2 separate regions of the Homo sapiens genome follow, and region 2 is linked to region 1. Evidence: read pairs that join two places in POLR2A ChIA-PET (ENCODE). Cell type or tissue: GM12878. All regions are shown on one strand. Each heading gives the region's core, and the rest is flanking DNA. Links, peaks and the distances in the headings are about the cores only.

The links. ChIA-PET counts read pairs that join two places held together with the same protein. Peaks named below come from ENCODE experiments on the same cell type or tissue, not always from the same donor. Only the 100,000 strongest peaks of a DNase experiment are listed, where the experiment ranks them.
Region 2: POLR2A ChIA-PET joins it to region 1 with 7 read pairs; 3 of 35 experiments call an interaction of 5 or more read pairs at or near these places.

The regions. Positions count from the first base shown.
Region 1 is chr1:45,460,616-45,476,984 of GRCh38, forward strand. The region is part of intron 1 of TESK2 (testis associated actin remodelling kinase 2); the gene reads right to left. Among named protein-coding and RNA genes, the nearest start is that of TESK2, 22 kb to the right of the region's middle. RefSeq lists a silencer at 12,940-12,989. In GM12878, for the core only: no CTCF peak of the experiment used is centred there; a DNase peak (open chromatin) is centred at 9,856.
Region 2 is chr1:45,365,380-45,381,748 of GRCh38, forward strand. The region is part of intron 4 of TESK2 (testis associated actin remodelling kinase 2); the gene reads right to left. Among named protein-coding and RNA genes, the nearest start is that of TOE1, 33 kb to the left of the region's middle. In GM12878, for the core only: no CTCF peak of the experiment used is centred there; no DNase peak of the experiment used is centred there; H3K27ac peaks cover 1,919 bases.

The sequences.
Region 1 (16,369 bases), core at 7,559-12,558:
CTATCACAGCTCACTGCAGCCTCAAACTCCTGGGTTCAGGCAATCTTCCTGCCTCAGCTACCTGTGTAGCTGGGACTACAAGCATGTGCCATCATGCCTGCCAGTTCAAGACCAGACTAGGCAACACAGCAAGACCCCTCATCACTAAAAAAATAATAATAATTTTAAAAACCAAATTTTCTTAATTTTAGAGCCAGTAGAAAACATCAACTTCAGTCATTCATTTTATATTTGAAGAAACATAAGGCCCAGAAAGTGCAAATGCTAAAAGTTAATGCTATAACCTATTTACTAGCAAAGCTAGACTTGAAACCAAAAAGCCAAGGGTAGTGTATTTCTCAAAGTATGTCTGTTGATAATGTGCTTCAAACTACCTGAGGAGCTTGTTTAAAACCCAGAGTCATGGGTCATAATAGCTTTTTTTTTGGAAACACAAGGTTTCACTGTATTGCCCAGGCTGGTCTTGAACTCCTGGCCTCAAGTGATCCTCCCACCTTAGCCTCACAAAGTGCTAAGATTACAGGTGTGAACTGCCCCTGGCCACTGTTTTTTTTTTTTAAACATCAGGAATTTTAAAAGCATTTCCTCATTTAATCTCAAAACGTGGCCAGGCACGGTGGCTCACACCTGTAATCCCAGCACTTTGAGAATCCCTTGAACCCAAGAGGCAGAGATTGCAGTGAGCTCAGATCACACCACTACACTCCAACCTGGGTGACAGAGCAAGACTCCGTCTCAAAACAACAACAACAAAAAAACCCAGCAAGGTAGGTCTGATCTCCATTTTACAGAAAAAGAAATACAGGCTCAGAAGATGAAGTAACTTGCTAAGGATACAGAGCTAGTAGAACCAGAACTGGAACCAAGTTCTATCCAGCACCAAAGCTCAAACTTCTTCCATTTCATTATTACTTAGCTCAGTATTTTTCCACTATGAGAGCTGTAGAAAGAACAGAGACTTAAGTGCAGAGGAAGGCTAGGCTGATTATAATTTGAACAGAGACAGAAAAGAAAAAAGAAACTTTAGAAAAATAAAAGATATTGAAGTAATATACAAAACATATGTAAAGTACATAAAACATCGTTGACTATATAAAACATAGTTGTCTGCTAAACTGAACAATTCGATGTTTGCCATCAACTGACTTTTTCATTTTTGAGATATAAACTCTTTAATTTTTATGTGTACATAGTAGGTATATATATTTACAGGGTACATGAGATATTTTGATACAGGCATACAATGTGTAATAATCACATCAGGGTAAATGAGGTATCCATCACCTCAAGCATTCATCATTTCTTTGTGTTACAAACATTCCAATCGTACTCTCCCAGTTATTCTAAAATATACAATGAATTATTGCCGACCGTAGTCATTCTGTTGTGCTATCAAATACTAAATCTTATTCATTCTATCTAACTATATTATTGTACCTATTAACCATCCCATTTCCCACTCAACACCCCCAACACACTACCCTTCCCACCCTCTGGTAACCATCATTCTATTCTCTATCTCCATGAGTTCAATTGTCTTAATATTTAGCTTCAGCAATGCGTAAGAACATGCAAAGTTTGTCCTTCTGTGCCTGACTTATTTCACTTAACATGATGTCCTCAAGTTCCATCCATGCTGTTGCAAAAAAAGGGATCTCTTTTTTTTTTTATTTTTTAGATGGGGTCTCGCTCTGTCGCCCAGGATGGAGTGCAGTGGCGTGATCTCCGCTCACTGCAAGCTCCACCTCCCAGGTTCATGCCATTCTCCTGCCTCAGCCTCCCGAGTAGCTGGGACTACAGGCGCCTGACACCACACCCGGCTAATTTTTTGTATTTTTAGTAGAGACGAGGTTTCACCGTGTTAGCCAGGATGGTCTCGATCTCCTGACATTGTGATCCGCCCACCTCGGCCTCCCAAAGTGCTGAGATTACAGGCGTGAGCCACCGCGCCCGGCAGAGGATCTCATTTTTTTATGGCTGAATAATCCATTTGTGTAGGTGCCACATTTTCTTTATCCATTCATTTGTTGAACATTTAGGTTGCTTCCAAATCTTGGCTATTGTAAACAGTGCTGTAATAAACATGGGAGTGCAAACGTCTCTTCGCTATACTGATATCCTTTCTTTTGGGTATATATTCAGCAGTGGGATTGCTATATCACATTGTAGCTCTACTTTTACTATTTTGAGGGACCTCCATAGTGTTCTCCATAGTGGCTGTACTAATTTACATTTCTATCAATAGTGAACGAGGGTTCCCTCTTCTCCACATCTTGGTTAGCATTATTTGCCCATCTTTTGAATAAAAGCCATTTTAAGGGTGAGATGATAACTCATTGTAGTTTTGATGTGCATTTCTCTGATGATCAATATGTTTAGGAACTTTACATAGATCTGTTTGCCATTTGTATGCCTCCTTTTGAGAAATGTCTGTTCAGATCTTTTGCCCATTTTTTAATCAGATTGTTAGATTTTTTCCTATAGAGTTGTCTGAACTCCTTATATTTTCTGGTTATTAATTCTTTGTCAGACGGGTAGTTTGAAATATTTTCTCCCATTCTGTGAGTTGTCTCTTCACTTTGTTGACTGCTTCATTTTCTGTGCAGAAGCTTTTTAACTTCATGTGATCACATGTGTCCATTTTTGCTTTGGTTACCTGTACTTTGGGGATATTACTCAAGAAATCTTTGCCCAAACCAATGTCCTGGAAAGTTTTCCCAATGTTTCCTTGTAGTACTTTCACAGTTTGAGGTCTTAGATTTAAGTCTTTAATCCATTTTGATCAGATTTTTGATTAGGTTTTTCTTCTGCATATGGATATCCTGTTTTCCCAGCACCATTCATTGAAGAGATTGTCCTTTCCCCAGTGTATGGTCTTGGCACCTTTGTTGAAAATGAGTTCACTGTAGGTATATGGATTTATTTCTGGGTTCTCTATTCTGTTCCATCAGTCTGTGTGTCTGGTTTTTTGTTTTTGTTTTGTTTTGAGACAGGGTCTCACTCTGTTGCCCAGGCTGGAATGGAGTGGCGTGATCACAGCTCACTGCAGCCTCGATCTCCTAGGGCTCAGGTGATCCTCCCAACTTAGCCTCCCAAGTAGCTGGGACTACAGGTGCATACAACCACACCCAGCTAATTTTTGTACTTTTTTTTTGTAGAGACAAGGTTTTGCCAAGTTGCCCAGGATCATCTCAAACTCCTAGGCTCAAGCGATCCACCCTCCTCAGCCTCCTAAAGTGCTGGGATTATAGGCATGAGCCACCATGCCCAGCCTATGTGTCGGTTTTTATGCCAGTATTCTCGTGTTGTTTTGGTTACAATAGCTCTGTGGTATAATTTGAAGTCAAGTAATGTGATTCCTCCAGTTTTGTTCTTTTTGCTCAGGAGGCTTTTGGCTGTTCTAGGTCTTTTGTGGTTCTAAAATTTGAGGATTTTTTTTCTATTTCTGTGAAGAGTGTCACTGGTATTTTGATGCAGACTGCACTGAATCTGTAGATCGTTTTAGGTAGTATGGACATTTTAACAATATCGATTCTTTCAATTCATGAACATTAAATATCTTTCCATTTTTTGGTGTCCTCTTCAATTTCTTTCATCAATATTTTATAGTTTATAGCCTGGCCAACATGGTGAAACCCCGTCTCTACTAAAAATACAAAAATTAGCCAGGCATGGTGGCACACCTGTAGTCCCAGCTACTCAGGAGGCTGAGGCACAAAAATTGCTTGAAGCCGGGAGGCAGAGGTTGCGATGAGCCAAGATCACATCACTGCACTCCAGCCTTGGCGACAGAGCAAGACACTGGATAAAAAAAAAAAAAAAAAGTCTTATAGTTTTCATTGTAAAGATCTTTCACTTATTTGGTTAAGATTGTTCCTAGGTATTTTATCCTATTTGAAGCTGTTGTAAATGGGATTACCTTCCTGATTTCTTTTTCAGATTGTTTGCTGTTGGCACACAGAAATGCTACTGATTTTTGTATACTGATTTTGTATCCTACAACTTTACTGAATTGTTATCAAGATATGTTTCATTCGTAACAAAATACCTTACTAACCTCCTCAGTGCCCTCAGGGTTCCCTGAGAGTGGCAAATCCTAGTTTTCCATATTACAGCACAGAAGACAGAATTGCTCATTGCAGCTCAATGGGTCTGGTTTTACATTCTCAGCTAGCTAGGAAGAGGTAAGAAACTGCTAACTGTGGCAGGGCACAGTGGCTAACTCCTGTCATCCTAGCACTTTGGGAGGCCAAGGCAGGTGGATCACTTGAGGTCAGGAGTTCCAGACTGGTCTGGTCAACATGGCAAAACCTTGTCTCTACTAAAAATACAAAAATTAGGCCAGACACGGTGGCTCACATCTGTAATCCCAGCACTTTGGGAGGCCAAGGCAGGTAGATCACCTGAGGTCAGGAGTTCGAGACCGGCCTGGCCAACATGGTGAAACCCCGTCTCTACTAAAAATACAAAACTTAGCCAGCATGGTGACACACATCTGTAATCCCAGCCACTCAGGAGGCTGAGGCATGAGAATCACTTGAACACAGGAGGCGAAGGTTGCAATGAGCCAAGATCACGCCACTGCACTCCAGCCTGGGAGATAGAGCAAGACTCCATCTCAAAAAAAAAAGAAAAAGAAAAGAAAATTAACCAGGCATGGTGGTGTGCACCTGTAGTCCCACCTACTCAGGAGGCTAAGGCAAGAGAATCACTTGAACCCATGAGGCAGAGGTTGAAGTGAGCTGAGATGGCACCACTGTACTCCAGCCTGGGTGACAGAGTGAGACTCCAAAAAAGAAAGAGAGAGAGAGAGAGAGAGAGAAAGAGAAAAGAGATGGAAGGAAGGAAGGAAGGAAGGAAGGAAAAAAGGAAAGGAAGAAGAAAGAGAGAGACAAAGAAAGAAAGAAAAAGAGAAAAAGAAAGAAAGAAAGAATGCTAATTGCAACTGAGCTGCTTTGGTAGGAGTCTTGTTAGAAGTTTTACAATAGCACAATAGACTAAATTTTGGTATTTGTATCTTGGTTCACAGCACTTTTCAAGAGGGGTAAATGTATTTCTTAAATGTTATATGCTTAGAGATACTCTTGCACATAAACACAAGAGGCCTGAATAAAGATATTCATTTCATTTTACCAGTGTGTGTAATCAGCGGAAAGAAAGGAAACAACCTAAAGTTCATCTGTAGGAGTAATAGATAATAAACTGTGGCATATTACTCAATAAAACATACAGCACTTAGATGAACAAATTATAAGTAGCAATGTGAATGTATTTAAAAAGTAATGTAGAGTTGGGGAGAAAAGCAAGTTGTAGTTAGCGATATTATTAAAATTTAATTCAAGAAAAGGTTTTCAAAGAAGTTACTGAAAAAAAATTGCACAACCACCCCACAGTATACCATTTTTATAAAAATGTATTTTAAAAATACACAAAATAATATATACTAATCGGGCATGGTGCCTTACGTCTATAATCCCAACACTTTGAGAGGCCGAGGAGGTGGATAGCTTGAGCCCAGGAGTTCGAGGCCAGTCTGAGCAACATGGTTAAACCTAATCTCTACAAAAAATACAAAAATTGACCAGGCGCGGTGGCTCACACCTGTAATCCCAGCACTTTGGGAGGCCGAGGCAGGCAGATCACAAGGTCAAGAGATCGAGACCATCCTGGCCAACATGGTGAAACCCTGTATCTACTAAAAATGCAAAAAATATCTGGGCGTGGTGGTGTGCACCTGTAGTCCCAGCTACTCAGGAGGCTGAGGCAGGAGAATTGCTTGAACCCAGGAGGCAGAGGTTGAGTGAGCTGAGATCGTGCCACTGCACTCCAGCCTGGGCAACAGAGCAAGACTCCGTCTCAAAAAAAACAAAAACAAAAACAAAAATTACCCAGGCATGGTGGCATGCGCCTGTAGTCCCAGCTACTCAGGAGGCTGAGGCAGAAGCATTAGTTGGGTCCCAGGAGGTCAAGGCTGCAGTGAGCCATGACCACACCACTGCACTCCAGTCTGGGCAACAGAGCAAGACTCTATCTCAAATAATAATAATAATAATATATATTATATATTATATATTACAGAAAAGCAGAATAGCATAGTCATGAATGCTATGACATCTACAGCCAAACAATCTGGGTTCAAATCCTTGCTCCGTAACTTCTAGTTATATGAACTTAGATATGTTATTTAACCTCTCTACATCTCTAGTTCCCTATCTGAAAAATGAAAATAAAAACAGTGCCTACATTTTATATTTATTAACTCATTTAATCCTTACAATAACCACAAAGTTATTGATTAAATGGATAGTACCTAATAAACAATAAGCATTCAACTCCTGTTTGTTATTATAATTATTAAAGATATTACATATTTATAGTGAACATCTAAAAGCATGAACTAAAAATGAAGACACTAAATTCATAATAGTATTTGCCTCAGGGGAAAGAAAGTGAAATGACAAGAAAGGGAAACAAAAGAGACATCCACTATACTAATAAAATTTTGTTTCCTTAACGTGATGAAGTGGCCAAGTGGTTAAGGTGATGGACTGCCAATAATATTTTTGTTTCCTTCTATTGAAAAACAAACCTGTGGCAAATAACACAAAATGATATATCTGTTAATTTTATCATTTTTCATTAATTAATATTTGTTAATTCTGGGTGTTATTTATTATACTGTACTCTTTTCTGCATTTAAATTTTTTTAATTTCAAAAAAGTTTAACAGGTTTGTTGTTTTTTTTTTAAGATGCAGTCTCGCTCTGTCACCCAGACTGGAGTACAGTGGTGCGATCATGGCTCACCACAACCTCCGCCTCCCAGGTTCAAGGGATTCCCCTGCCTCAGCCTCCCTAGAGGCACGCGCCACCACACCCGGCTAATTTTTGTATTTTTAGTAGAAATGGGGTTTCACCATGTTGGTCAGGCTGGTCTCAAACTCCTGACCTCATGATCCGCCCGCCTTGGCCTCCCAAAGTTCTGAGATTACAGGCATGAGCCACTGTGCTCGGCCTTCACAGTTTTTTTTTTTTTTAAGTCTATTGCTAATGCAACAGCTATGTAGCATGCTTAAGCCAAAACATTGATAACAATTTGGCAAATAAACAGCATGCCAGTGTGCAAGCCAAGCCTCTAGACTCTCAAACTTTTATTCTGCTAAATTTCCACCGTAGTTTTTAGTCCTAGGAATATATATATCTTAGGCTAAAACTTCAAAATCATGGGTGAATTTTTGGATGGCCTAACTTATTTAAGTCCACAAACTTAAAATATTGGGTGGGATCACTGGCTCACGTCTGTAATCCCCCAACAATTTTAGAGGCTCAGGCAGGATGACTGCTTGAGCCCAGGAGTTCAAGATCAGCCTGGGCAACATAGTGAAATCCCCGTCTCTACAAAAAATACAAAAATTAGCCCGGCATGGTGGTGCACACCTGTAGTCCTAGCTACTCAGGAGGCCAAGGTGGGAGGATTGCTGGAGCCCAGGAGGTCAAAGCTGCAGTGAGCCGTGTTTGGGCTACTGCATTCCAGCCTGGGCAATAGAGCAAACGTCTGTCTCAAAAAAAAAAAAAAAATTAGAGAGCTCATAACAAACACTGATATTTAGTGTAGAGACCCTATCACATGCTAAAGTAATACTAATGATTAGATAGCTGAGATGAGTGGTAAGAAGTAGAGTCCTCTCCATGGGAGTAAGAACTGTATTAATCCATTTTAGAGAAGTGCTGAGCAAGAGAAAACTTCCAAACCATGCCTTCTGCTCCCTTGGCGAGCAAACTAAATGACTATATTTTAAATGAAATCAACCAAGCTATAAATGGCTGTCAATTTATTCTGACAAATTTTAATAACTAATAAAAGGCAGCAAAGATATACACGTACAAACCCTAAAACCAAGCCCAATTTTATAAAATGTGGGAATGATTACTTTTAAAATAAGAAAATACATTATTTCAAATATATGACATTTTATGATGGTTTCTGCCTCTGGATTACCTCTCTTGGTCTTATATATTGAGTATTATCTATTGATACTAATAGTGTCCCTCAAAGTATTAATATACTTTTTTTGGAACAGAGATAACTACAGTTACCATCACATTACCAGAAAAACATAAGGCGTTATTGTCACAATGATGGGGGTGTGGGATGAGCACTACTGGTATTTTAGTGGGCAGGTGCTAGGGAAGCTAAATGTCCTACAATGCACAAAACAAAGAATTGTCCTGCCCTAAATGCCAATAATGCCCTGGTTGAGAAACACTGTGTTAGAGAAGCTTAATCATTTTTGTTCTTAGACTAGGAAATAGCATTTAGCAGTCTTTCAAAAATGCCCAAATTATGTGGCTTATAAGGACACAAGTAATTTTTTAGTAACTATGTTCTCAACTTAAATATTATAAACTTGGAAGTTCAAAACTTTTTCTTTTCTACATAGGTAGGTTTGTTTTTTCAAATATTAATTTCATTTATATAGGAGTTGATTTGTTTTTCACAAAGAAAATACAACTAAAAGCTTTGATTGGGGAAAGTAATTTGAAAAGCTACCAATTAAAAAAAAGTTAGTGAACTAAATAGCCTATCTTCAATATTATATTTTTTAATCTTTCCAAAGTAAGAATTCCAAAAATCATTTTTCAGAAATATCAAGGAAATTTTTAGGACTCTCAGACCACACTCCTGTCTGAAATATGCTTCTGGAAATAATAACTGCAGCCACTATTTACTACAGACCACGCATTCTACCAAGGGTTTTGTATGTTATCTGTAATCTTTGTGACAACTCTGCAAAGCATGTATTATCATCTCTAATTTAAAGAAAAAGAAATCAAAATCCTGAGAGATTATGACTTCTCCAAATATAAACAACTAGTGAGACTCAGGATTCAAATCTAGTAGTTTCAAACCTAAGCACTTCCCATTATAACATGTCTCCTTCAGAAATACATCAAATTTCTGTGAAAAATGATTTGTGGGTTAGCTACGTAGAAAGCTACTACTATTCCCCAACTTCCCTCAACAGGGTGAGTAAAAAGTGTACAAATGATGGCTCTACCAGTCTCTGAGGCAAAAGCCTTCCTTCAGTCATTCAATCACATTCTACAGACAGAAAAATCAGTATTGATTTAAACAGGCTTTCTAAAGAATGGATGCCATGCTGACAGGGAAAATATGCCAAATCCCAATCATTCTCTATTTTCCATTCTAATGCACAGTATCTGCTGTTTCTCACCCCTTCATTTCAGCAAAACAAAGTAGATACAACTTCACAATAGTCCAGACACAAATTTAATCCTGCAATGCACTAGAAAGCTATCTACCAACAGGTAGCTGGATTTGGCAGTGTCAGCCAGCAATCAAAAATTGTCAATGTCCATCCAAATATGGAATCATATGTGCACAAAGTTGGTAATATTATCCCACAAAGTCATCAAAAAAGATTTCTGAGAATTCAGTGGACTTTCACACCCTAGATATAAAGAGTAGAAAAAGACTGCAAACATAATATACCAATATCCTCATCACATTGTTTTCTTTCTATAATCATAAAAAGTCCCCACCTAATCCAGAATAAATTAAGGATTCATTATGAGTAATATGTAGCCCCGAAAACTGGCCACTTATTTTCTAGAATGGGAATACTGACAAGTACATTAGCTGTGTATCAATACCAAACACATGGCAAATCTACATGACAAGTCTGCTCAGCTGTTATTCTTTCTATGGACCAACACAGCTAATACAGACACGTTTCAGGATGACTATCTAATTAAAAATAAAAGCAATACTGCTGAGCTTACCTTCCTGCTGTGAAATAATGAGTTGCAGTTTCCATTCAAACCAAAGGCAATCTAGCATAAAAACTGGCATCCCTTATCTAATTAACCACGAATATACACAATGGCATATATTAGTACCAGACAGATCAAAAGCCAGTTCTTAAAAGTGTATTAGCTCTTCTAAATAAGCATCATATTTGCTGTGTAACTTCAATCCACCAGGCCCTAAGCCATGACATAAAACAGAAACTTAGGGTGAAAGTTATAAAGGCAGTTAGAGATGAACTAGTTTAATCTTTAGACCAATTCAGGAATCCCCTCTATTAGCTGACTCAAATGTTAATTGGGTAGCCACTAGGTGCAAGGCTTTAGGACAGGTGCTATAGTATTTACTGAGCATTTACTATAATCCAGATGCTTTTCCAAGTGCTTTACATTTAATATCCATAACAGTCCTATAAAATAGATGCCATTATTACCCCCAATTTACAAATGTGTAAACGAAGGCATTAAGGAATTAACTTGCCCAATCTCACAACCAAGAAGTGGTAGAAGGCTGAGCACAGAGGCTCACACCTGTAATCCTAGCACTTTGGGAAGCTGAGGCAGGTGGATCACGAGGTCAGGAGGTCGAGACCATCCTGGCCAACATGGTGAAATCCCATCTCTACTAAAAATACAAAAATTAGTCAGGCATGGTGACGTGCACCTATAGTCCCAGCTACTCAGGAGGCTGAGGCAGAAGAATCACTTGAACCCAGGAGGCAGAGGTTGCAGTGAGCTATGATCACACCACTGCACTCCAGCCTGGTCGACAGAGCAAGACTCCGTCTCAAAAAAAAGAAGCGGAGGAGCCAGAATTCAAACCCAGAGGCTGTACTCTTAATCGCTATGTTAATATTGCCTCTCTGGTAGGAGGATGTACAAAATGGAATAAAACATGACTCCACCTTTCCAAGAACTCAGTCTCCTGAAAGATACATGTAAATCAATGAATATAATAGAGTACAATAAGATAATTTTTTTTTTGAGACAGTCTTGCTCTGTTGCCCAGGCTGGAGAACAGTGGTGCGATCTCGGCTCACTGCAACCTCTGCCTCCCGGGTTCAAGCGATTCTCCTGCCTCCACCTCCCGAGTGGCTGGGACTACAGGCACGCACCACTATGCCCAGATAATTTTTTTGTATTTTTAGTGGAGATGGGGTTTCACTATGTTGGCCAGGATGGTCTCAATCTCTTGACCTGGTGATCTGCCCAACTCAGCCTCCCAAAGTGCTGAGATTACAGGCATGAGCCACTGCACCCAAACAAGATAATTGTTAATGACAGATAAGAGGGAAGGCTTAATTAAGGTACTGGCAGTGAGGAAAAAGAAGTGAGAGAAGATAAGTGACCATTTTTTTAGAGATGGGGGTCTCACTATGTTGCCCAGGCTGGACTTTACAGGCATGATCACTGCACACTACAGCCTCGAACTCCTAAGCTCAAGGGATCCCCTTTGCCTCAGCCACCTCAGCCGCCTCAGCACTACCATGCTGAGCAGAGATAAGTGACATTTTTAAAAAGGTGTTCTGGCCAGGCGCAGTGGCTCACGCCTGTAATCCCAGCACTTTGGGAGGCCGAGGCGGGTGGATCATGAGGTCAGGAGATCGAGACCATCCTGGCTAACACGGTGAAACCCCGTCTCTACTAAAAATACAAAAAAATTAGCCGGGTATGGTGGCCGGCACCTGTAGTCCCAGCTACTCGGGAGGCTGAGGCAGGAGAATGGCATGAACCTGGGAGGCGGAGCTTGCAGTGAGCCGAGATAGTGCCACTGTACTCCAGCCTGGGCGACAGAGCAAGACTCCATCTCAAAAAAAAAAAAAAAGGTGTTCAAGTCCGGGCACCGTGGCTCACACCTGTAATCCCAGCACTTTGGGAGGCCAAGGCGGGCAGATCACCTGAGGTCAAGAGTTCGAGACCAGCCTGGCCAACATGGGGAAACCCCACCTCTACTAAAAATACAAAAATTAGCCAGGCATGGTGGCAGGCACCTGTGATCCCAGCTACTTGGGAGGCTAAGGCAGAAGAATCGCTTGAACCCAGGAGGCAGAAATTGCAGTGAACCAAGATTGCGCCATTGCACTCCAGCCTGGGGGACAAGAGCAAAACTCCATCTCAAAAAAAAAAAAAAAAAAGGTGATCAAGTAGACATATGAGGTACAAGAGGTACCCAGATGACTCCAAGTTTAACTAGAATCCCTCCCATGTTTCTGGTTTGGGTAACTGGGAGAATGGCTAGCCATTCACCTAAAGGATATGATGTGTAAGGAGACGCAAATTCTTCTCAGATCTTACTGAGTTTAAGTTGCCTGAAGGAACACCAGTTAACAATGTCCAGGAGGCTGTTGGAGACACCATACTGGAGCTTAGGAGAGAGGACTAGACTGAAGATGTACACTTAAAAGTTACTAGCATGCCGGGCGCGGTGGCTTACGCCTGTAATCCCAGCACTTTGGGAAGCCAAGGCAGGCGGATCACAAGGTCAGGAGATTGAGATCATCCTGGGTAATACGGTGAAACCCTGTCTCTACTAAAAAAAAAAAAAAAAAAAAATACAAAAAAATTAGCCAGGTGTGGTGGCGGGTGCCTGTAGTCCCAGCTAATCGGGAGACTGAGGCAGGAGAATGGTGTGAACCCGGGAGGCAGAGCTTGCAGTGAGCCGAGATCGTGCCACTGCACTCCCTGGCAAGACAGTAAGACTCCGTCTCAAAAAAAAAAAAAAAAAGTCACTAGCACTTACTAAAAAATTTCCCAAAGTACAGAATATGACTCTAGGTAATACCGAGTTCCTACCATGCACCAAAGCCCAGGCACCTTCTTTTTGTGCTTAGGTGAAAGCAGGTAAGTGGTCAAGGGAACATCAATATATACAGGACAAAAAAAGGAAGAGTATACAAATGAGACTAAAAAGGAAAAACGCAAGAATAAAACCAGAAGAAAGTATATTGCCATTGATAGTAATGACAAAAACCACAATTACTTTTGCACCAACCTAATATGTCACAGAAACCAAAAGTGGAAACAACACACATATCAAATACCACAAAGTAGTATATGGTATGAAGAAAACTGTCCACTGGATTGGACACTACAGAAGGCAGAGTCAGCCTGGCCTACTAAAACAACACCAGTAACAAAGAGCTCACTACAGTAGTCTGTTCTATTATTGCAAAGTTCTGGTTGTTAAAAAGCTTTTCTTCTTTCCAATGACATAACAAAAAGCAAACGCATTGGAGTACACACTACTATGTTCAAATTCTGACTCTGAAGAATTAACAGTTAAAATAACCAAATGCAATGATGATACTTGGCTAGATCCTGATTTGAACAAACCAGCTATAAAAGACAATTAGGGATTTTTTTTTTTTTTTTTAAGATAAGGTCTTGCTCTGTCACCCAGGGTGTAGTGCAGTGGCTCAACCATAGCTCATTTGCAGCCTCAAACGCCTAGGCTCAAACAATCCTCCCGCCTCAGCCCCCCAAAGTGCTAGGATTACAGGCATGAGCCATCATGCCCAGCCAATTGGGGAAGTTTTAATAAGCACGACTACCAGACAATAGTAGAAAATTACTGTTAATTTAGTTAAGTATAATAATGATATTAAGATCATATATGACATTTTTTGGCCAAGCGCAGTGGCTCACACTTTGGGAGGCTGAGGCAAGCAGATCACCTGACCTCAGGAGTTCGAGACCAGCCTGGCCAACATTATGAAACCCTATCTCTACCAAAAATACACAAAAAATTAGCCAGGTGTGGTGGTGCATGCCTGTAGTCCCAGCTACTCAGGAGGCTGAGGCATGAGAATCACTTGAACCCAGGAGGCGGAGCCTGCAGTGAGCCAAGATTGCACTCTAGCCTGGGTGATGGAGTGAGATTCGGTCTCAAAAAAAAATTTTCTGGGCCATGCACAGTTGCTCACTCCTGTAATCCCAGCACTTTGGGAGGCCAAGACAGGAGGACTGCTTGAGGCCAAGACTTTGAGACCAGCCTGGGCAACATAGCAAGACCCCATCTCTTTTTTTTTTATTGTATTTATTTATTTTTTGAGACGGAATGTCTCTCTGTCGTGCAGGCTCAAGTGCAATGGTATGATCTCAGCTCAGTGCAATCTCCACCTCCTGGGTTCGAGCGATTCTCCTGCCTCAGTCTCCTGAGTAGCTGGGATTACAGGTGCGTACCACCACGCTGGGCTAATTTTTGTATTTTTAGTATAAATGGGGTTTCACCATGTTGGTCAGGCTAGTCTCGAACTCCTGACCTTGGCCTGCCTTGGCCACCTGCCTTGGCCTCCCAAAGTGCTGGGATTACAGGTGTGAGCCACCACACCTGGCCTCCATCTCTTTTTTTTTTTTTAATGCAGTTTCTGATCTTCTGTGTATACTAAATGTATCTATAACTTTATATGCTGGAATATGAAATAACACAAAACTAATATTGGACCCGATGCAAATAATGTGAGATGGTAAAGCACTAGGTGAATTTATGAATTTCCAGGATAATATCTCCTTTGATCAATTTTCCTAGTTAAATATGAGAAGGCCTGAAAAGGACCACTTGGGGCAGAAAGGCAACTCATGGGCTGGGTGCACAGCATGGCAACAGAGCAAGACTCTATCTCAAAAAAAAAAAAAAAAAAAGAAAAGAAAAGAAAGGCAACTCACCTTTTCTTCTGATGTTAGAGGGCTATTTCAGAATTTCAGAGACTGTGGGAAAGAAAGTAATCAAGAGGAAAGAGGAAGTTAGGTTCCTTGTGTTAGCCTGGCCTTTTTTTTTTTTTTTTTTTTTGAGTCTCGTTCTGTTGCCCAGGATGGAGTGCAGTGACGCGATCTTGGTTCACTGCAACCTCCACCTCCTGGGTTCAAGCAATTCTCCTGCCTCAGCCTCCCAAGTAGCTGGGACTACAGGCATGTGCCACCACGCCTGGCTAATTTTTGTATTTTTAGTGGAGACGGGTTTTCATCATGCTAGCCAGACTGGTCTCGAACTCTTGACCTCAGGTGATCCACCTGCCTCAGCCTCCGAAAGTGCTGGGATTACAGGCGTGAGCCCCCACCACACCCGGCCAAGAGAATATTTTTATAGCCATGAAAAATGACAGTTGCTATCAGTACACAAAGATATATGTACAAGAATATTAAAGTATAAATTGTTGGTAACTGTGATGGTTAATACTGAGTGTCAACTTGATTGGACTGAAGGATGCAAAGTATTGTTCCTAGTGTGTCTGTGAGGGTGCGGCCAAGGGAGATTAACATTTGAGTCAGTGGAGTGGACGAGGAAGACCCACCCTCAATCTGGGTGGGCACCATCTAATCAGCTGCCAGTGTAGCTAGAATAAAGCAGGCAGAAGATGGAAAAGCAGACTTGCTGAGTCTTCCGGCCTTCATCTTTCTCCCATGCTGGATGCTTCCTGCCCAAGAATGTCAGACTCCAACTTCTTCAGCTTTTGGACTCTTGGACTTACACCAGTGATTTGCCAGGGGCTCTCAGGCCTTTGGCCACAGACTGAAGGCTGCACTGTCAGCTTCCCTACTTTTTGAGGTTTTAGAACTTGGACTGATTTGTCACTGGCTTCCTTGCTCCTCAACTTGCAGACGGCCTATCGTGGGACTTTACCTTGTGATCATGTGAGCCAATCTTCCTTAATAAACTCCCTTTCATATATACATATATCCTATTAGTTCTGTCCCTCTAGAGAACCCTGACTAATACAGTAACAGAAAAATGGAGACAATCCAAATATCCAAAAATAGAGATAGATTAAATAAATTACAGTACAGGCCAGGCACAATGGCTCACACCTGTAATCCCAGCACTTTGGGAGGCCCGAGGCAGGTGGATCATTTGAGCTTAGGAGTTTGAGACCAGCCTGAACAACATGAGGAGACTTTGTCTCTACAAAAAATACAAAAATTGGCTAAGCGTGGTGGCCCATGCCTGTAGTCCCAGCTACTTGGGAGGCTGAGGCAGGAGAATCGCTTGAGCCCAGGAGCGGAGGTTGCAATGAGTCAAGATGACACCACCGCACTCCGGCCTCGGCACTAGAGCAAGACCAATCAATCAATCCATGTGCATCCATACAACTTAATATTATGTAGTCATTAAAAGAATGAGGTAGCTAGCCAGGCGCGGTGGCTCACACCTGTAATCCCAGGACTTTGGGAGGCTAAGGTGGGAGAATCACAAGGTCAGGAGATCAAGGCCATCCTGGCTAACACGGTGAAACCCCATCTCTACTAAAAACACAAAAAATTAGACAGGCCTGGTGGCACACGCCTGTAGTCCCAGCTACTTGGGAAGCCGAGGCAGGAGAATTGCTTGAACATGGGAGGTGGAGGTTGCAGTGAGCCGAGATCACGCCACTGCACTCCAGCCTGGGAGATAGAGTGAGACTCCATCTCAAAAAAAAAGAATGAGGTAGCCAGGCACAGTCACTCATGCCTATAATCCTACCACTTTGAGAGGCCAAGGGGAGGATCCCTTGAGCCCAGGATTACAGACAGGAGCCACCGCACCTGGCCGATTTTTTAATTTTTTGA
Region 2 (16,369 bases), core at 7,173-12,172, 96 kb before region 1:
CGTTGTTAATAACCCAAAATATATTTCAGAATATTTAAGTGTTTAACTCTTGGCCTTCATATATGCTTGCTGAATACCCTTCTTCATAGCTTTGCTAATTCTTATTCATCCTCCTTGTTTATTTATTTTCATTTTTTTTATTATTATTATTTTGAGATAAAGTTTCCCTCGTTGCCCAGGCTGGAGCACAATGGCATGATCTCAGCTCGTTGCAACCTCCTCCTCTTGCGTTCAAGTGATTCTCCTGCCTCTGCCTCCTGAGTAGCTGGGATTACAGGCGTGCACCACCACGCCCGGCTTTTTTTTTTTTTTTTTTTGAGACAGAGTCTCACTCTGTTGCCCAGGCTGCAGTGCAGTGGCGTAATCTCAGCTCACTGCAACCTCTGCCTCCCGGGTTCAAGCAATTCTGCCTCAGCCTCCTGAGTAGCTGGGATTACAGGCGTGTGCCACCACACCTGGCTAATTTTTGTATTTTTAGTAGAGATGGGGTTTCACCATGTTGGTCAGGCTGGTTTTGAACTCCTGACCTTGTGATCCACCTACCTTGGCCTCCCAAAGTGCTGGGATTACAGGCATGAGCCACTGCACCCAGCCTAATTTTGTATTTTTAGTAGAGACGGGGTTTCACCATGTTGGCCAGGCTGGTCTCAAACTCCTGACCTCAGGTGATCCGCCTGCCTCGACCTCCCAAAGTGCTGGGATTACAAGCATGAACCACCACACTGGCCCTTATTTATTTATTTGTCACCCAGGCTGGAGTGCAGTGGCGTGATCCCAGCTCACTGCAACCTCCACCTCCAGGGTTTAAGCAATTCTCCTGCATCAGCCTCCTGAGTAACTGGGATTACAGGCATGGACCACCAGACCTGGCTAATTTTTGGTATTTTTAGCAGAGACGGAGTTTCAACATGTTGGCCAGCTGGTCTCAAACTCCTGACCTCAAGTGATCTGACCGCTTAAGCCTCCCAAAGTGTTGGGATTACAGGTGTGAGCCACCACGGCCAGCCACTTATTCATCCTTCTGAACTCATGGAAAGCATTCCTTGATACTCCATCCCATTCTTAGTGCTAGGCTGGGCACAGTAGCTCACACCTGTAATCCCAGTACTTTGGGAGGCTGAGGCAGGAGTATTGCTTGAGCCCAGGAGTTCGAGCCCATTCTTGGTGCCACTTTAGCATCCTGCACATGTTTCTACTATTGTTCATCACACTGTACTATAACATTTATGGCAGGAACTAGGTCCTGCTCAATTTTGTAAGCCCCTTTGTAAAACTCAGTGAAATTGTTGAACAAACAAATACATAATTAAGTGCATTTAAATAAATGGAGGTGGGTTTTAAGTTCCCTCTTTTATTGGAAGCCCCACCCCTCAATTTAATCATTAAAATGTAATTTAAGATATAAAAGAGAAATGTGCTTTTAGAGGAACTTTCCAATAAATATCATGCAAAAACAAATATTTAATAATGCTGGCTGGGCGCAGAGGCTCATGCCTGTAATCCCAGCACTTTTGGAGGCCAAGGTGGGCAGATTGCTTGAGCTCACGAGTTCGAGACCAGCCTGGGTAACATGGCAAAACCTTGTCTCTGCAAAAAATACAAAAATTAGCTGGGCATAGTGGTGCATGCCTGTAGTCTCAGCTACTCAGGAGGCTGAGGTGGGAGGATGGCTTGAGCTGAGGAGGCAGAGGCTGCAGTGAGCCAACATTGCAACACTGCACCCCAGCCTGGGCATTAGAGCCAGACCTAGTCTCAAAAAATAAATAAAATAAAATAAAATAAAATAAAATGTTTAATAATGCCTACTCAGACAAAGAAAGGCTCAGGCAAAAGACTGAGTCTGATCTTCTACATTGAGGAGACCATGTTGATTAGTGTTATATTCAAAAAAACCAATTCCCAAGTAATGCATACACAGCTGAAAGAAGGAAGTATTCCAGCTGCACCCTCCAAGTTTTCTACATCTCAGTAAACGGCATCGCCACCCACCTAGAAACTGGGCATCATTTGGTTCCTCGTTCTCCTTTTTTTTTTTTTTTGAGATGGAGTCTCTGTTGACTCCGGGTTCAAGCAATTCTCTTGCCTCAGTCTCCCAAGTAGCTGGGATTACAGGCATGTGCCACCATGCCTGGCTAATTGTTGTATTTTTAGTAGAGATAGGGTTTCACCATGTTTGTCAGGTTGCTATCCAAATCCTGACCTCAGGTGATCCACCTGCCTCGGCCTCCCAAAGTGTAGGGATTACAGGCGTGAGCCACTGCATCTGGTCACAAAGCATTTTTTTTTTTTTTTTTTGAGATGGAGTTTCTCTCTTGTTGCCCAGGCTGCAGTGCAATGGAGTGATCTTGGCTCACTGCAACCTCTGCCTCCCAGGTTCAAGCAATTCTCCTGCCTCAGCCTCCCGAGTAGCTGGGATTACAGGTGCCTCCCACCACGCCCAGCTAATTTTTTGTATTTTTAGTAGAGACGGGGTTTCACCATGTTGGCCAGGCTGGTCTCGAACTCCTGACCTCAGGTGATCTACCCACCTCAGCCTCTCAAAGTGCTGGGATTACAGGCGTAAGCCACCATGCCTGGCAAAGCACTTTCATAGTTACCTCATTTGACCATTGAAATTTTTTTTTTTTTTTTTGAGATGGAGTTTCACTCTTGTTGCCCAGGCTGGAGTGCAATGGCGCGATCTTGGCTCACTGCAACCTCCGCCTCCTGGGTTCAAATGATTCTCCTGCCTCAGCCTCCCGAGTAGCTGGGATTACAGGCGCCTGCCACCACACCCGGCTAATTTTTTGTATATTTAATAGAGATGGGTTTCACCATGTTGGCCAGGCTGGTCTTGAACTCCTGACTTCAGGTGATCCACCCATCTTGGCCTCCCGAAGTGCTGGGATTACAGGTGTGAGCCACCACACCCGGCCTGACCATTGTAATATCTTGAAACATTCTTGTCATCTTTTTGTTTTTGTTTTTTTGTGTGTGTTTTTTGTTTTTTTTGGTTTTCTTTTGTTTTGTTTTTCAGACGGAGTCCCGCTCCATTGCCCAGGCTGGGCTGCAGTGGCGCAATCTCAGCTCACTGCAACCTCCGCCTCTGGGTTCAAGCAATTCTCCTGTCTCAGCCTCCCGAGTACCTGGGACTACAGGCGCCTGCCACCACGCCCGGCTAATTTTTGTATTTTTTAGTAGAGACGAGGTTTCACCTTATTGGTCAGGCTGGTCTCGAACTCCTGACCTCAGGTGATCCACCTGCCTCGGCCTCCCAAAGTGCTGAGATTACAGGCATGAGCCACCGCACCCGGCTGGTTGGTTGTTTGTTTTTTGAGACGGAGTTTTGCTCTTGTTGCCCAGGTGTGAGCCACTGCACCTGGCTGGTTTTTGTTTGTTTGTTTTTTGAGATGGAGTTTTGTTCTTGTTGCCCAGGCTGGAGTGCAATGGCGCCATCTTGGCTCACTGCAACCTCCACCTCCTGGGTTCAAGCAATTCTCCTGCCTCAGCCTCCCAAGAAGCTGGAATTACAGGTGTGCGCCACCATGCCTGGCTAATTTTTGTGTGTGTGTTTTTAGTGGAGATGGGGTTTCACCATGTTGGTCAGGCTGGTCTTGAACTCCTGACCTTAAGTGATCCACCTGCCTCGGCCTCCCAAAGTGCTGGGATTATGGGTATGAGCCACCAGGCTGGCCCAGAGAACTTAAATAACTTGCCTATGATTATTCAACTAGTAAATAGTACAGCTTGGATTTGTATCCAAGCCTTGTGACCTAAAAGCCTGGGTTTCTTCTACCCTAGGAGTGTACATTTATGTAGGGAAGCTAAAGCAAAAAAAGCTTTAATAAATGAAAGAATGGGGCTGAGTGCAGTGGCTCACGCCTGTAATCTCAGCACTTTGGGAGGCCAAGGCAGGTGGATCACGAGGTCAAGAGTTCAAGACCAGCCTGGCCAACATTGTGAAACCCCGTCTCTACTAAAAATACAACAAAATTAGCTGGGCATGGTGGTGGGCACCTGTAATCCCAGGAGGCTGAGGCAGGAGAATCACTTGAAACCAGAAGGTGGAGGTTGCAGTTAGCCGAGATTGCACCACTGCACTCCAGCCTGGGCAACAAAAGTGAAACTCCATCTCTAAATAAATAAATAAATAAAAGGAAAGAAAAGAAAGAATGTGTAATAACAAAGGTACAAAAATTCTATATAGGAGAAGATGAATGGAGGGAAACATTATGATCAAATGAGTGGTGGCAGTGGAGGCGGGCAGAGAGGATGCGGCCGAGAAAAAGAATCAGGAAAGGTTTTATGGGGAAATAAGCGGACTCTGAGGCCAGGTCTTGAAGGTAAGATAATTTTTCTTTTTTTTTTTTTGAGATGGAGTCTTGCTCTATCACCCAGGCTGGAGTGCAGCGGTACAATCTCAGCTCACTGCAACCTCCACCTCCTGGGTTCAAGCAATTCTCCTGCCTCAACCTCCCCAGTAGCTGGGATTAAAGGTGCGCACCATCACACCCAGCTAATTTTTGTATTTTTAGTAGAGATGGGGGTTTCACCATGTTGGCCAGGCTGGTCTCGAACTCCTGACCTCATGATCCACCCACCTTGACCTCCCAAAGTGCTGGGATTACAGGCGTCAGCCACCGCGTCCAGCCAGGGAAGATGATTTCTATAGGACAGAGGGAAAGAGCATATTCTAGGTTGAAGAAACCATATGGATAAAGAGGCAGGAAAACACAGACCATGTTCAGTAAACAATAAGAAATCCAGTTTGCCTGAATTATAGAGTACTTGTTAAAGAAGAGGAGAACTAGGAGAAAAGTAGTATTATAGTAGGGCATAAAGGACTAGGATATCAGGCTGAGTTTATCCTGAATTCCATTTTTAAACTCTAGCTGTGAATCAAAATAATTTGTAGAACTTTATTTATTTATTTTTAAATACAGATATCTGCATCTCACCTAAGACTTTAATCAATGAGGAAATCACTGAAGGTTTCTGAGCCAGGAAATGCCATTGATTGTTAATTTATTTATTCAATCAACAAATATGATAAGCAGCTACCATTTGTCAGGCACTGTGCTAGGAACCAGTGGATGTCAATGTAAATAAAACAATCGTTGCCCTCAAGGAATTTATAATCTACACATACAAACAGTCAGTTGAAATCAATGATAAATTATATTGTATTATGAGAGCACATAGGAGGGGTACCAAACTACTCTTGGAAGATCAGAAAAGGCTTCCCAGAGAAAATGAATTCTAAGCTGGGGCCTGAGGAATTGGTTGGGCCAGGGGGGATGAAGAGGTGTGTTCTGGGCAAAGAAAAAGTCTGGTGCAGAGCTCTAAAGGTGGAAAGGGTCATGTTCCATTTGTGGAACTGAAAGAGGTTCAGTACAGCTGTAGCACACAGTTGAGACAGGAATAGAGAGGCAAGAGAAGTGAGGAGTGAGGCCATAGAGATAAGCAGTAGCAAGATCAGTTTTGACTTTACCCTGAGGACAATGAGGAGCCACAGAAGGGTTTTTTCAGGGAGAAACAAAATTAGATGTGTATTCAAAAGTGGTACTGGCATAAAAACAGACATATAGACCAATGTAATGGAATAGAGAGCCCAGAAATAAACACCTATCAACTGGGAAAGGACAGTCTTTGCAACAAATGAGAAATGCAAATCAAACCACAATGAGATATCACCTCACATCCATTAAGATAGCTACTATCAAAAAAAAAAAACACAGAAAATAACAAGTATTGGTGAGGATGTGGAGAAACTGGAACCCTTATGCACCATCAATGGATTGTAAAATGGTGCAACTGCTACAGAAAAAAAATATGGCAGTTCCTCAAAAAGTTAAAAATAGAACTACTATATGGTCCAGCAATCCTACTTCTGGGTATGTACCCAAAAGTCTGGAAAGTAAGGTTTCAAAGAGATATTTGCATACCCATGTTCATAGCAGCATAATTTACACTAGCCAAGAGGTGAAAGCAACCCAAATGTTCATCAACCCATGAATGGATCAACAAAGTATGGTATATACATACAATAAAATATTTATGCAGCCATAAAAAGGAAGAAAATACTATCACATGCAACAACATGGATGAACCTTGTGGATATTATACTAAGTGAAATAATGTGATCCCCAAAAGACAAATACCATATGATTCCACTTATATGAGGTATCAAAAGTAGTCAAATTCATAGAAACTGAAAGTACAGGCTGGGTGTGGTGGCTCACGCCTGTAATCCCAGCACTTTAGGAGGCTGAGGTGGGCGAATTGCCTGAGCTCAGGAGTTCGAGACCAGCCTGGGCAACATGGTGAAACCCCATCTCTACAAAAAATACCAAAAAAAAATTAGCTGGGCATGGTGATGCACGCCTGTAGTCCCAGCTACTTGGGAGGCTGAGGTGGGAGAATCCCTTGAGCCTGGGAGGTGGAGGTTGCAGGCAGCCGAGATTACACCATTGCACTCCAGCCTGGGTGACAGCGAGATCCTGTCTCAAAAGTAAAAAGAAAATAGAATGGTTGTTACCAGGAGCTGGGAAGAGGGAGAAATGAGTAGTTGTTGTTTAATGGGTATAGAGTTTGTTTCACAAGATGAAAAAGGCCAGCCATAGTGGCTCACTTCTATACTCCCAGCACTTTAGAACAAGGTGAGAGGATTGCTTGAGCCCAGGAGTTTGAGACCAGCCTGGGCAACTTAGCGAGACCTCATATTTACAAAAAATAAAAAATTAGCCAGATGTGGTGGCACACGCCTGTAGTATCAGCTACTCGAAAGGCTGAGACAGGAGAATCACTTGAGCTTGGGAGATCAAGGCTGCAGTAAGCCATGATCATCCCACTGCATTCCAGCCTGGGTGATGGAGTGAGACCCATCTTATTTTTGAAAAAATAACAATTAAAAAAAAAAAGATGAAAAAGATCTGGCAGCCAGGCACAGTGGCTCAAGCCTGTAATCCCAGCACTTTGGGAGGCCGAGGCAGGCAGATCACCTGAGCTCAGGAGTTCAAGACCAGCCTGCGCAACATGGTGAAACTCTGTTTCCACTAAAAATACAAAAAATTAGCCGGGTGTGGTGGTGCATGCCTGTAATCCCAGCTACTCGAGAGGCTGAGGCAGGAGAATCGCTTGAACCCAGGAGGCAGAGGTTGCAGTGAGCCAAGATCGTGCCACTGCACTCCAGCCTGGGTGACAGAGCGAGACTGTCTCAACAACAACAACAACAAAACAAGATCTGGCCTGGTACAGTAGCTACTGTCCCTATTACGTGGGAGGCTAAGGCAGGAGGACTGCTTGAGCCCAAGAATTTGCGGCTGTAATGCACTATGAACTCTAGTCTGGGCAACAGAGCAAGACTCTGCTTCTTTCTTAAAAAAAAAAAGAAAAGAAGGCCAGGCACGGTGGTTCATGCCTGTAATCCCAGCACTTTGGGAGGCTGAGACGGGTGGATCATCTGGAGTTCGAGACCAGCCTCAACATGGAGAAACCCCATCTCTACTAAAAATACAAAATTAGCTGGGCGTAGTGGTGCATGCCTGTAATCCCAGCTACTTGGGAGGCTGAGGCAGGAGAATTGCTCGAACCTGGGAGGCGGAGGTTGCGGTGAGCCGAGATCACGCCATTGCACTCCAGCCTGGGCAACAAGAGCGAATCTCCGTCTCAAAAAAAAAAAAAAAAAAAGAAAAGAAAAAGGTCTGGAGATCTGTTGCACAACAACGTGATAATACTTAATACTAACTGCTGAACTATATATTTAAAAATGGCTAAGATGATTCAAAACAACAAAAAAAGATTTGTATTTCAGGACCACTCCAGCTGGCAATAGAGACTATAGATTTAAAGTGTGGAACAAGACTGACAAAGAGACTAGTTAAAAGGTTATGGCAAGACATAATGATGGCAGAAGGAATGATGTAAGATAAATGATTCAAGAATAGTAAAGAGGTAAGATGAACAGGACATGGTGATTGGTAAGATTTGGAAAAGGGATAGATTAGGGATAAAGGAAAAGGAAACTATCATTTGTAGAAGAGCCATTCACTATATTAATACTTTTGCAAGTTATTAATTCATTTAACAAACATTCATTGAGCAGCTACTTGTGCCTAGTATTACAGAAGATTTTAGACAATCATTCTGCCACTATGATAGAACAACTTCTCATTTTTTGAAGTTCACTAAACTAGCCATTGACACAGTACCTGCTTAATAATTATTTGTTAAATAGGAAACAGACACAAGCAATTGCATTGAAATGAGCTAAAATGAGCAAGTAAGGAAATAAATGCCTATGACTGACTCTGGAAAACACTGATCTAAGAATTTATTATCTAAGCAAATAATGGTGACCAGGATAACAAGAAAAGACCACATAAAGAGAAAGAGAAAGTAAATACAGAAAGTGCAGACAGTGATTATGTATCAGGCACAGGGATGCAGAAATGCCCCTGAGTAGTAGCAATGTGTGAGAGGTATATTGGGAGACCCTCCTTCCATGGTCCTACTTGCTACAGATTCCAAAGTTGGAACAGCTCCCAGGAGCCAACATAGAACCAACTCCTGGGAATGATACCACTTATCAAGTTAGGAAAATTACACTTGGCAAATCTATTAGAAACATATCTAGCCTAAACTCAAAAAGAACTCTGTGAATTCAAGTGTCACACTAGTTTAACAATCATGAGGGGATTAGGAGAAAGATTAGCTAGAAATCCTCTGAAGAACTTTCTAAATCCTTCTGCTGTCCTCATACTACCAATGCTGTAAAAAGATTCATCAAATGGATGGCTGAAATGACCTTGAAAGAGGCAGATATCTTTGCAGCTAACAGTTTAACTGTTAAAAGCTCAAGTGTTGGGAGCAGTACTTATTTATCCATTTTCCATTTACCCAACAAATATTTATTGCATGCCTTTATGCTCCAGTTACTGACAATTCAGCAGTGAACAATAGCCAAGCCCAAGGAGCTCAAAGACTAGTAAGTACAGGATTATAGTCAGCCAAAACTTGATTTAAATCCTAGCTCAGCTACAAGACCTTAGCTAACTTAATCTCTTTCTGAGCCTCAGATTTGTCATCTGTAAAATGGGAAAAATATTACCTATTTCATAGGATTGCATGCTAATTAAATAATATATTGAGAGGGAGAAAAAAAAAGCTTAGCAGACCCTGGCACATAGAAAACATTTAGTATGAAAAATCACTGAATGATTTTTTTATTTTTGTTACTCAGGAGATAATACAGCAGTTGAAAAATGCCTCCTTCCAAATCAATGAAACACTCTCTAATGAAAATGTTGATAAACAGGATATGAACAAGGAAGGTATCACTCAGAGTACTCCTTCAGACACCAGTACTCTATGAAGATATCTCAACTCGAATGTCCAATAAATATCTCAAACTGAACCTATTCAAAAATGACCTCTTGATCATCTCCCATTGTGTACCTCCTATAGTCTTCCCATCTCCATTAATGGCAACTCTATTTTTTAGGTGTTCAGGCCAAAAACCTCAGAGTTATCCTTGACTTCTCTCATCCTCTCATACCCCACAGCCAATGCATCAGGAAAGCCTATTTGTTTGTTTTTCTTCTGCTTTCAAAATGGATCCAGAATTCCCAGCTCCACTGCTATCATTCTGGTCCATTACCATTAACTCTCACCTTTTTTGCAGTCTTTATGTATTGCACAGACTTTATTGTAACAGTCTCTTAACTGGTTTTCCTGCTTCCACCCTTTCTCTTTTTTCAGTCATTCACCAAACAGTAGCCAGGATGATCCCATTAAAGAATAAGTCACAAAAACCTCCAAAGACTTCACAATTTATCCTGAGTAAAATCTAAAGTTCTTACAGCAGTATATATGAGACTCTGATCTAGCCAGTGTTTCCTCTCTGACCCCATCTACTACTGTTCTCTTCATGCTCTCCACTGCAGTCACATCACCCACCTTGGAGTTATTCAACCAGACCAGGCACACTTCTGCCTCCACGCCTTTGCATATACTATTCCAACTACCTAGAACACTTTGATATCCACACAGCTAGTTCCTTCACCCTTTTTTTTTTTTTTTTGTGAGCCACTGCACCCAGCCCACCTTCTTAAATTTTAGCCTCTTTTATGAGGCCTTCCCTGTCTACATGTTGAAAATTGTAAACCACCTAGCACTTAACATCACATATATTACAATTTGTTCCCTTGTTTAGTTTAACTCCTCTGCCCGCCCCCTGCTGATTAAAATATAAATTCCAGCTGGGTACAGTGGCTCATGCCTGTAGTCCCAGTGCTTTGAGAGGCCAAGGTGGGAGGATCACTTGAGCCCAGGACCAGCCTGGGCAACACAGCAAGACCCATGTCACTACCAAAAATAAAAAATATAAAATAAAGTTAAACTTAAAAAAAATTAAAACGTGGGACAGGGATTTTTATTTGTTCATTATTGTATTCCCAGTACCTGGAATAGTGCCAGACATGGTAGGAGCCAAATAAATATCTTTTGGATGAATAAATGAGCCAAAAGCAAGCAAGCAAGTCAGAGAAAAACTGTTTTAAGGATAAAGTAAACTAAATAAACTCTTCTATTATTTGTGGGCTAGCTTGCCAACCTCAAATTCTTGTTTCTCAAATGTCACAGGGAGTTACTAAAAATAAGAACAGAAATGTACCACAGTTTGAGAGTTTTTTATTACTAAATGAGCAAAGCAAAAAAATTAAATAAAAATTACTTTTTCCAAAAGCAAAGTACATGTCAAACTGTATTTGTAGAAATATTTTTTGCACATAGAAGTTTAAGTGAAATAAACTTCTAATTATGAAAGGATTTGAGATGTGACATTTCTTTCTCTCTCTTTTTTTTTTTTTTTTTTTTTTGAGACAGAGTCTCACTCTGTCACCCAGGATAGAGCATAGTGGTGTGATTTCGGCTTTGTAGCCTCTGCCTCCAGGGATGAAGCAATTCTCCTGCCTCAGCCTCTCAAGTAGCTGGGATTACAGGCCCCCGCCACCACGTCTGGCTAATTTTTTTTTTTTTTTTAGTAGAGACAGGGTTTCACCATGTTGGCCAGGCTGGTCTTGTACTCCTGACCTCAAGTTATCCATCTGCCTTGGCCTCCCAAAGTGCTAGGATTACAGGCGTGAGCCACTGTGCCTGGCCTTCACACTATTTTTGATTTCTGGCTCTTTCCGCTAGGGCTAATTCAGCTTTCTTAGAGTTGGGTCTACACTAGACCATCAACTACAAACACACACTAAGCATATACTATGGGCCCAGCCACACAGAGTATTATTATAAGCTCTATCTAGGAGACTTAGTTCCATTAGAGAACCTGGGATTTGACACAGCTTGGAGAGAAGAGAGATAAGGACATTCCTAGTACTGGAAGGGACACCTAAAGCAAGAATGTATAGAAGAGAGCAAAAAGACCCATGTAACTAAGGGAGGGATTCGTATTATCAAACGAGATTAGAGAGAATTTAGAATAGGAAACATAATTTTTTAGACAGAAGCATCACATTATCAGGTGTGCTTGATGATGATTATTCAGATAGTAGTATGTCAAAATGAAGAAAACAGGTCAGGTGTGATAGCTCACACCTGTAATCCCAGCACTCTGGGAGGCCCAGGTGGGAGGATCCCTTAAGGTCAGGAGTTCGAGACCAGCCTGGGTGATATAGTGAGACTCCATCTCTACAAAAAATGTAAAAATTAGCTGGGTGTGGTGGCATGCACCTGTAGTTCCAGCTAATGGGGAGGCTGAGACAGGAGGATCATTTGAGCCCAAGGGTTTGAGGCTGCAGTGAGCTATGATGGTGCCACTGTATTCCATCTTAGGTGACAGAGCAGCAAGACCTTGTCTCTTAAGAAAAAAAAAAAGTATTTGTAGGAATTGAGGCATGAAATAATATTATGGCTTTGGAATGAAGAGAAAGAAAAATAATCAGAAAGATATCACAAAGAAGAAAATAGGAAAAGACGGCGGACCGATTAAATTCAAGTGATGAGAAAAAATCAAAACTAACCCCAAAGAACAAAGGATTCTAATAAGAGAACAAGGATTTTTTTTTTTTTTTTTTGAGACAGTCTTGCTCTGTTTGCCAGGCTGGAGTGCAGTGGTGCGATCCCGGCTCACTGCCACCTCTGCCTCCCAGGCTCAAGTGATTCTCCTGCCTTAGCCTCCCGAGTAGCTGGGATTACAAGCATGTGCCACCATGCCCAGCTAATTTTTGTATTTTTAGTAGAGACAGGGTTTCACCATGTTGGCCAGGCTGGTCTCGAACTCCTGACCTCAGGTAATCTGCCCACCTTGGCCTCCCAAAGTGCTGGGATTACAGGTGTGAGCCACTGTGCCCGGCCAAGAACAAGGATTCTAATAATGATAAGGGCCGGGCACAGTGGCTCACACCTGTAATTCCAACACTTTGGGAGGCCGAGGTGGGCGGATCACGAGGTCAGGAGTTTGAGACCAGCATGGCCAACATGGTGAAAACATGTCTCTATTAAAAATACAAAAATTAGCTGGGTGTGGTGGTGTGCGCCTGTAGTCCCAGCCACTTGGGAGGCTAAAGCAGGAGAATCTCTTGAACCTGGGAGGTGGAGGTTGCAGTGAGCTGAGATGGTGCCACTGCACTCCAGCCTGGGTGACAGAGCAAGACTCCATCTCAAAAAATAAAGAAATGAAATGATAAGGTTGGAATGGATGGCCAGTTTGGGGAAGGTAACCAAGCTAAGCTGTACTGCAAACACTAGCAAAATAACTGAGTGGAAAAAAAGAAAATGAACTATAATGAGTAACAACTATTAATATACAGAGAGATCTGAGAGTTAACAGCATGGGATAACAGATTTTTAAAAAACAGTTTCTAAGGAAGGGCACAGTAAGAATTTTCTCACTATCCCAGCCATTAACCATTGAGTTCATGAAAGACACTCCAGTGAACTAAAGATGGTCATTGACAGATGGCCTTAGTGACTTGCTTGACCAATAAAATGCAGCTTAAGGGACATTCTGGAACTTGCAAGGCTAGGTCATAAAAGGCTTGCAGCTTCCACTTGAGTGGTTTGTACCAGTCTAACTATCCTGAGATCACCATGCTGTGGGAAGCCTAAGCCATATGGAGATGATCTAAAGAATGAGACACCATGTGGAAAAAGAGAAGAACCAAGGAGTACCATGGCACCAGATATGCAAATGAAGAAGCCATCTTGGAAATGGATTTGCCAGCTCAGTCACTCCAGCTGACACATATGGATCAAAGATCCAGGAAAGCCCTTCTGCATACCTGACCTACAAAATCACAAGCAAACTAAAATTAGAAAGCCACTAAGTTTTGGGGTAGCTTGTTATGTAACAATAGATCATGGGAGCAGATGTCTTTTTATCCTAAACCTAAAGCCTAGCAAAGTACCTAGCCCATAGTAGATTCACTCAAAATGGTGTGTATCAAGTGAATCTCTACCTTCCCGTGTATTTTCTAATTTACATCTTTGTCGTTTCCCCCTCACTTGTCCTTTTAGGAAAACCTGAATCACAGATGCAATCACTGTTAGTACCTCTGGTGTGTCTCTAAACTACCATGTGGTGGTTAACAGCTGCCAGTCCCAAACTTGAAAGATAGGTATGCCTTTGCTGCCAAAGTTAACCCAAGGCAGGGCACCAAGCAACTTCACATCTTTATCATGGTAAATAAGGATAGGAAAATATTCTGTACTGAAACACACAAAAAAATAAGAAGCAGGCACAACTAATAACAATATCACATATCACAGCACACCAAAAAAACTGGAATCAGGGTCTGCCTTGCTCACTTTTCCTTTCTTTGAGATGGGGTCTCACTTTGTTGTGCAGGCTGGGGTGCAGTGGCAGAATCCTAGCTCATTGAAGCCTTGCCCTCCTGGGCTCAAGTAATCCTTCTGCCTCAGCAGGAGTAGCTGGGACCACAGGCACAAACTATCATGCCTGGCTAATTTTTAAATTTTTTTGTAGAGATAAGGTCTCACTATGCTGCCTAGGCTGGTCTTGAACGCCTGGCCTCATATAATCCTCCTGCCTCTCAACCTCCCAAAGTGCTGGGGTCACAGGTGTGAAGCCACTGGACATGGCCTTGGCTTGCTCATTTTTATAAATAACGCATGAGTTTGGTCACTGAACCCATGGAGTTTCATTGTAAGCTGTCTGATTATATAAGGCTTCTTATAAGTCTGACAAAACCAACTCAGAAGCAATACATATCAACCCGCATAAACAAGAAATTTCCAAAGTCACTAATACTCTTTAATAAAGAAAGAAGATGTATGGTTGGGTGGGAATAGGGAGTGACAGGAGGATCAGAGCTATGTGAATAACAAACTCTCTGCAATAGCCTTTAGCTAAAAGCATTTCTTTCAGTACCAAACATCTGCTCGACTGAGATGGCTCTGTTGTAAAAAGACCGAATCACCTCGACTAGGCCAAGGAATATTCTGCAACTGCAGAATTGGCTGAGTGGTTCTCATCGCCACAGAAGAAAATAAGAATAGTTTATTTTTTTTTAAATTTTTTTTTTAGGCAGAGTCTCGCTCTGTTGCCTAGAGCTCTGTTGGCTAGAGTGTAGTGGCATGATCTCGGCTCACTGCAACCTCCACCTCCCAGGTTCAAGTGATTCTCCTGCCTCAGCCTCCGGAGTAACTGGGACCATGGGCTTGTGCCACCCATGCCTGGCTAATTTTTGTATTTTTTATAGAGACGGAGTTTCACCATGTTGGCCAGGCTGGTCTCAAACTCCTGGCCTCAGGTGATCCACCCGCCTCGGCCTCCCAAAGTGTTGGGATTACAGGCATGAGCCACTGCACCTGGCTGGATAGTTTTCTTCATGGCAGAAAAGGCAAGAGAGACCCCCAAAACATCCTGCTCACCAAGCAATTCAATTGCTGACTCTCCTGATCAGAGAGTACTGCCATTTGTGAACCCTCTCCACAACCATATACCTTACCCAGTTCCCCAATCTTCTAGCCACTGAGAGTTTCTGCACTAACAGGTTCCCAAACTGCTTGATTTTGACGGTATTTCCTTCTCTGTGCCTTTCTTAACAATATTAAAAGGAAAAAGCGCTTTGAGATGACATACAATCTATCCAGAGGCATCTCTTTCTCTTCTCTCTTTCTTCCTCTCCTCTCCATCCCAACCTCCCACTCATCTTGGCTATAGAAGAGAAAACATATACCATGTAAGTTTTTGGCAGCTACTTTTTGATTATGAGTGACAGACATCTTTATTTTAGGATGAAACTGACAACATAAAGACAGAGCAAAGAGAAAGAATAAGGTCTCTGGACAGCGTCAATTTAACCATTGAATTATATCAATACTTAATCTAATAAACTGCTAAAATTCCAGTTATATGAGTCCTTTTGTTGTTTAAAGCCCATTTAACTATTTTCTGTTACTTGCTCCCAAACACATTCTAATACACCCAATGACCAGGAAGAAAGTATCTTTTCCAAATAACCCAGAATACATAAAAAGTGAGTCAGAATTGAATTCTACAAATACTATGCATGCTACACACATAAGATCTTGTGCTTAGCACCGTGGGGAATATAAAAATCAATTAAGCACAGCATGTTGTAATAGAAATAGACTTTGAAGTCAGATGAACCTGGATGCAATCCTACTTTGGGGAAGTAACTTAATTTCTCTAAGCTTTAGTTTTCTCATCTACAAAATGGAAGAAATAAGATTATAGCATTGTGAGAATTATAGTTAATATACAGTATCAACCATAGCATTCTGCCCATAGTGGGAGTTTAAATAACTAATAGTTGTTATGGTTTAAGAAATGGGAGAAATTCTTTACTCTCCAATGGGGCAGAAAACACAAATACTTATGATCTGCTGACTGGGATATTTACAGGGCATGGTTGATTGTCAAAGGTTCCAATTCTTCGCCTTCTACTGAATCTGTGCCTTTTGACACATAACTTTGCGGCATATTCCTGATAAGGGCAGAGCATACTTCCTACCCCTGGACTCAAGCATGTGACTTGCTTTGTCCAATGGGATGTTGGCCAAGCAAATCTGAACATAAGGAGAGTCATGAAAATCAGTTGTGCAAATGGACTGTCATATTCTTGCTATTCTGGTATCATCTTAAAAAGGACAAGTCCAGTCTAGCCCACTGGCCCCAGAAGGAGGATGAGCCAGAGCAAAGTTCTCCCAGCAAATTTCAGCCTAGAGCAGACCACCAGCTGACCTGCAGATGCATGAGTGAGCCTGAGATCAGCACAACTGCCAAATCTAGCCCCACTCAGTTCAGCTAACTCTGGAAATGTATGAGAAATAAACGTTTATTGTATGCTTTTGAGGTTTTGTGGCTGGAGGGCAACAGCTAACCAATACACAGAATTAT